Linked DNA regions of Homo sapiens: region 1 is linked to region 2. Evidence: read pairs that join two places in POLR2A ChIA-PET (ENCODE). Cell type or tissue: MCF 10A. All regions are shown on one strand. Each heading gives the region's core, and the rest is flanking DNA. Links, peaks and the distances in the headings are about the cores only.

Region 1 (2,908 bases), core at 239-2,738, 77 kb before region 2:
GTCCTAGAATCACCAGTCTATTAGTTTTTGACACTTGAATCATTTCTAGGTTTTTTTTCACTGTTTCTAGACAAGGCTTCAAGGAACATCCTTGAGAACATATAAATGGATGTATCTATCTGATGATTTCATTTGAGCTATAAATGGGCAGAAACTGGAACTTAGACAAGGCTGATGATAGGATTTAGACCAAACCTCCCCCTGTCTAGCAGGTCCATTTGCATTTAAGACTGGGATTCGTGGGCCGGGCATGGTGGCTCACGTCTGTAATCCCAGCACTTTGGGAAACCGAGGCGGGAGGATCACTTGAGGTCAGGAGTTCGAGATCAGCCTGGCCAACATGATGAAACCCCGTCTCTACTAAAAATTCAAAAATTAGCTGAGGTGGCACATGCCTGCAGTCCTAGCTACTCCGGAGGTTGAGGCACAAGAATCACTTGAACCTGGGAGGTGGAGATTGCAGTGAGCCAAGATCGCACCACTGCACTCCAGCCTGGGTAACAGAGCAAGACTCTGTTCCAAATTTTTTAAAAAAGAAAAAGACTGGGATTCATGGGGTGAGTGAAATGGGGTGATATCGCCCTCTTTATCAATCTATTTGCATCTAAGATGAGACTTTGAAGGTCTGTATATAAAAACAGGTTTTAGCTGACCATACCAAATACTGGTGAGGATGTAGAGCAAACAAATGCTCATACATTGCTGGCAGGAATGCAAAATGGTAAAGCCACTTTGGAAAACAGTTTGTCGGTTACTATAAAGTTAAATATGTACACTTTCCATATAATTGGCAATTCAAGCCTCAGATATTTATTCAAAGCAAAAAAAAAAAAAAACATGTCCACCAAAACATGAGTACACGAATATTCATAGCAGCTTTATTTATGACAGCCCCAAAACTGGAACCACTCAAGTGTCCATCAACAGGAGAATGGGTGAACAAATTTCAGTATATCCAGGCAATAGAGTACTACTCAGCAATGAAAAGGAATGAACTATCAATACGTGCAACAACATAGAAGAATCTCAAAAAATATGCTAAGTGAAAAACAGCCAGACATGAAAGAGAACATTCAATATGATGTCATTTATCGAAAATTCTAGAACTGGTAAAACTAATCTATTGAGACAGAAAACATATCAATGCCTGGGATGGGGTGAGGTTGGTCGGGGAGACTGAGCACAAAGGGGCTTAAGGGAACTTTTGGGGAAGATGGGAATGTTCTGTATCTTGAAGTAGTAGTGGTTAAATGGATTTATACATTTGTTAAAACTCTTTGAACTGTACAGTTAAAATGGGTGAATTTTATTGTGTGTAAATTACAGCTCAATAAAGCTGATTAAAAGAAAGCAGCAACAACAACAAAACCGAGTCCAGATTGCAAAAGAAGAACCCTCAGGACAGAGGAGTAAGCCGGGAGGAATGCACTCACCCTTGGCAGGTGTTTTCAAGGAAGTGGGGGTGGGGTTCTTCTGTCTCTCTTCCCCACCCTTCCCCACCCAGAGAGTCTGATTCTGATATGTGCCACTCCCCACTCCTCAACTCACTGCTAAAGAAGAGACAAGCTCCCTCAGGGTGAATCAGACCCAGGTGCAGGGCTTGAGGCTGGGAGATAAGGCAGATTCCAGACACACCTGGTGTACCCCCCTCTACCCAGCAGCCCTGAGTCTGGAGGTGCCTTGTGGACATCTCTACTTGTTGGGGTGCATGGAAAAGGCTGTAGCATGTTGAGATCCAGGCAACTTTGTTACAGAACTCTCCCTGGCAGAACTTTACAAAAGTTGGGAGGGGGTGGTCCTCACTGCCTGTACAAACGGGCAGAGGTTGAAACCAAGGCAACTTGTGGACTGAAACTGCCTCTGCAAGGGGTGAGCTAAGCTCCTGGCATGACCAGCAACAACATGATAGCTCAAAGAGGCAGCAGCACTTGTGGCTGCAGATGCCAGCAGGTGCAGGTGGCATGGCAGGAATGGCTCCTTGGAGGCTGCCAGGGAGACCAGGGGATGTGGAATCTGGTCTCAGGGGACATGACTGAATGTCTCCCTCCACCTGCTGGCAGCAGTGCAGAGCAATGGCAGGGACAAACTTACGGAAACTTCTAGAGGAACCTTGGCAGTGTGAGAGCGCGGGAAATTTGTAAAAGACTAGACCTGCTGCCAGCCAAGCCGATGAGGGTTCAGAGTCTTGGGAGTTGAGGTATTTATGTAACATAAGCTCATTCGTTCTTTGATGAATCTTTGTTGCCGGCTTACAATGTGCCGGATGCTATTTTAGTCACTGGACATAAAGCAGGGGCAAAACAGAAAAATCCCTGCTATCAGGGGACTCACCTTCTATGACAGTTACAGCCTATCATTCCACCTGGAGGCAAGTACTTTGAAGAAAGACAAAAACAGGGAGGGGAGAAGCACTGTAGCTGGGGTGGTCAGGGCTCCTCTGCGGAGGTAACACTTGAGCCCTTTGTACCCATGGGTTGGGGAGACCTGAAACATATGAGTTATGGGATAAATTCCTAGCAGTGCAATTTCTGGGTCAAAAAGCATAAATATTTTAAGGCTTTTGATAAATATTGCTAAATTTTTCTCCAGAAAGTTTCCTAGGTTGTCTATTTAAAGAAGAGGGAGAAACGCCATGTTTTAGGGGTGCTCCAGAGAGTTAAAAAAGTAAATAAAAGTAAATGGGGAGAGGGGCGTCTCCTTTTCCAAGTGCTGTGTCGGAAGGGTTAGTTGAAGTCTACTTCCCACTCATGTCAGGCCTAAGATTTAGCTAGACATCCTAGTAGCTGAAACATGAGCCAGAAGCTCATCAGCTCATCAGCTCTATGCCGTTTTGGACAACTTGGCCTAAGGCTCTTAAGCCTCGGTTTTCTCATCTGTAAAAATGGGCGTTCTAATGATGCTTAGCTCA
Region 2 (2,908 bases), core at 133-2,632:
AGAGATAATCTAACAGAAGCACTGTCAAATAAACCAATGAGCAACTTAAAAATGAGGAAATGGCCAACAAACAAATGAAAGTGTGCTCAGTCTCACCTGTTAACAGGGAATTGCAAATTAAAACACTGAAAGGCCATTTCACACCCATCAGCTTGGCAAAAATTTTGAAGTCTGACAATACCAAATGTTGTTGAGGATGCCAAGCATGGGAACTTCCATATATTGCTATCAGACTGTGAATGGTACAACCACTTTGAAAAAACTTTTAGTCATGCTGAGTAAAGCTGCCAGTTCCTCTGCCTTGAATCCAGCAATTCTGCACCCAAGTGGCTACTGGAAGACTTACTTTCACACAAGGGGATGGGTATAAAAAATACTAATCACAATATTGTTTCTAACAGAAAAAAAATTAAAAATAAGTTGAATGTCCTTCAGAAGGACATTGGTAAATAAAGTATGGTGAACTCATATAATGGGACCCAAATAGGAAGTGAAAATTGCATAATCTAGAACTACGTGTATCCATGTGAACACATTTCAAGATTATCCTGCTGGGTGAAAAAAGCAAGTTGCACAATTATATACCCAGTATAATGGTATTTCTTCAGAGTTTAAAAACATACCAAACAATTCTGTAAAGTGCTTACAGGCACAAATATATGTAGCAAAAATACAAAAGTATGCATAGGAATGGTAAAACTCAAAGGCAGAAAGTGATTACCATAGGGGAGGGACAGAAATGAGTTCAGAAGACTAGATCTGTGAGGTTTTATGTCCTTTAAAAAAGATCTGAAGAAAATAGAGCAAATGTTAAGCTTTGACAAAGACGTGGCTAGGGGAGGGGAAGGCACACAGAATAGTGATTAATTATATTATTCGCTATAGTTTTTTGGTATGCTTTAAATTTTTTTGAATTGCACTTTGACCTATTAAAGGCGAATTCCACTGAGTTGGGGGTGGGTGGGTCAGGGAAGGCTTCTCAGACGAATTGAGTCTTACTTAAGATGACAGCTGAAAATTGAGTAGAAGAGGAAGGGCGGCAAGGTGTTTCAGGCAGAGAAGCCTGCGCTAAGAGGCTGGACTGGGAAGGTGAGGTAGGGGCCAGGGACTGAGACCCCCTGTGTGGCCAGAGCAGGGGAAGAAAGGAGCTGATGTTGAGGGGAGGGGAGGCGAAGGGGGTGTGCACAGACCATGCAGGACCCCACAGGCCATCCTGAAGGCTCAAGCCTCTCCCCTAAATATGACAAAATCAGCAGGCGGCCCAGGGACACTTCACTCGGCCAGATAGCGGAACAGGGAGGGCGTTCTTGAAAAGGTGACTCACATCTTGAGTTCTGGAGGATGAGTAAGAGGAAGCCGGTAGGGGGAGGGGGAGAAGGGAGGAAGGGGAAAATTCTCTGGATAGGGCCTAACTGCAGCAAAGACCTGAGGACCTTCAAGAGTGTGGCCCCAGCGGGCTCCAGCCTCCGAGCCTAGCTCGGGAGGCGTGGTGTAGAAAATGGCAGACTAGGGCATCCATGAAGACCGGGCGGCCCCAAGCCGAGAGGCATGGCAAAACAGGGGTTGCAGGTGGCTGTTCTGGCAGAGCGAGGAGGATGGATTTGAAGAAGACAGGCATGCAGGGGAGACCTTTGAGGGGAATGTGTCAACAGCCAAGGGGGGCGGGGCGCCGGGGAGGTCTGGATGAAGTGGGAATGAGGATGGAGTGCAGAGTGCCTGGAGAAGTGTTCAGGAGGGAAGGCGAGGCATCGGGACGAGGGGCTGGGCGGTCGCGCCATCTCTGCGATAGACAATAATCGGGTCAACACGCGGCGAGTGGCGGTGCGCGCGGGGCCAACCGCGTGGAGCTGTCGGGAGGGCGATAGGATGGGCGCGCCCGGGCTGCAGGCGGGGAGCCGGAGGTGGGAGGTGCCTCTTGAGAGTGGCTCTCCACCGCTGACAGCAAACGAGCTGGTCCGGACGGAGGACAGAGGGGGAAGAAACGGAGGGAGTCGCTGGGGGACGGCGACGAGTGGGATCCGGGCGGGTGGGACTGGGCGCAAAGGACCGCGCCGACGCCGCATGGCTGCCGGGAATTCAGCTCCCCCGGCCAGGTTGAGCGGGCCCCGGGGCCCGGAGCGGGCGTCGGCATCTCCGGCCTCCCCGCGGGGCTGCAGGCAGGCGGCGCCCCGAGCGCACCCCGCGCGAGCAGGCGCGGAACAGCGGACCCAGGCCGGGCCTTCCCGCAGCTTTTCTGGCCGCCTCGGAGGGCAGGGTCCCAGCGCGGCCCGAGGCGCCTCTTGCCAGCGGCCCGACCTCCTGCCCTCCCGGCCCCCTCCAGGCTCCCCGCACGTGCAGGCCCGGCGACGTCACTGCGGCTCTGACGCGCTCTTGGAGGCCCGGGCGGAGGCGGCGCGGCGCGGGCTTCCTCCGGGAGGTCCCGGTCCCGGCAGCCCGCGGCCGCGTCCTTGGCCCTCCTCCGGGGGAACCTCGTTCATTCCAAACTCTGGAAGGCCGGCTGTCCTTCGGTTACTGATAAGGACGCGAGCTCTTGGTAAAAGATTTGAACAATGCCCGGAAAGAAATAGCTGGACCTAAGAAACAGACTAATAATAGCTGCCAGCTAGAGCTCCACTCGTGTGCTCAGCGCCTTTAGGAACAATAATAACGACCACAGCCATAGTAGCCACCATTTATTGAGCGCTTACTCTGTGCCAGGTGCTGTGTTAAGCGCTTTGCAGGCAACAACCCTCGGAGGTAAGTACCATTATCATCCCTATTTTGCAGGAAACCCGGGCACAGAGAGGTTAAGTAACTTGCCCCAGGGCACACAGCTAGCTGATGTCAGTGCCAGAATTCCAACCGCGGCTGTCGGACCCCATGCCATCCTCATGTCAACCCACTAAGGACGGGATCCTTCTGTCCATCT

Evidence for each region. Peaks named below come from ENCODE experiments on the same cell type or tissue, not always from the same donor. Only the 100,000 strongest peaks of a DNase experiment are listed, where the experiment ranks them.
Region 1: POLR2A ChIA-PET joins it to region 2 with 13 read pairs; 3 of 35 experiments call an interaction of 5 or more read pairs at or near these places.

What each region holds. Positions count from the first base shown.
Region 1 is chr11:46,158,372-46,161,279 of GRCh38, forward strand. No RefSeq gene overlaps it. Among named protein-coding and RNA genes, the nearest start is that of PHF21A, 38 kb to the left of the region's middle. In MCF 10A, for the core only: no CTCF peak of the experiment used is centred there; a DNase peak (open chromatin) is centred at 1,460.
Region 2 is chr11:46,235,973-46,238,880 of GRCh38, forward strand. LOC124902669 (translation initiation factor IF-2-like) reads left to right here and starts at 1,417. Exons shown (of 1, transcript XM_047427965.1): 1 at 1,417-2,908. The coding sequence starts at 1,867. The coding sequence ends at 2,577. RefSeq lists an enhancer at 1,282-1,331 and silencers at 1,917-1,966, 2,077-2,396. In MCF 10A, for the core only: no CTCF peak of the experiment used is centred there; DNase peaks (open chromatin) are centred at 529, 1,339 and 1,909.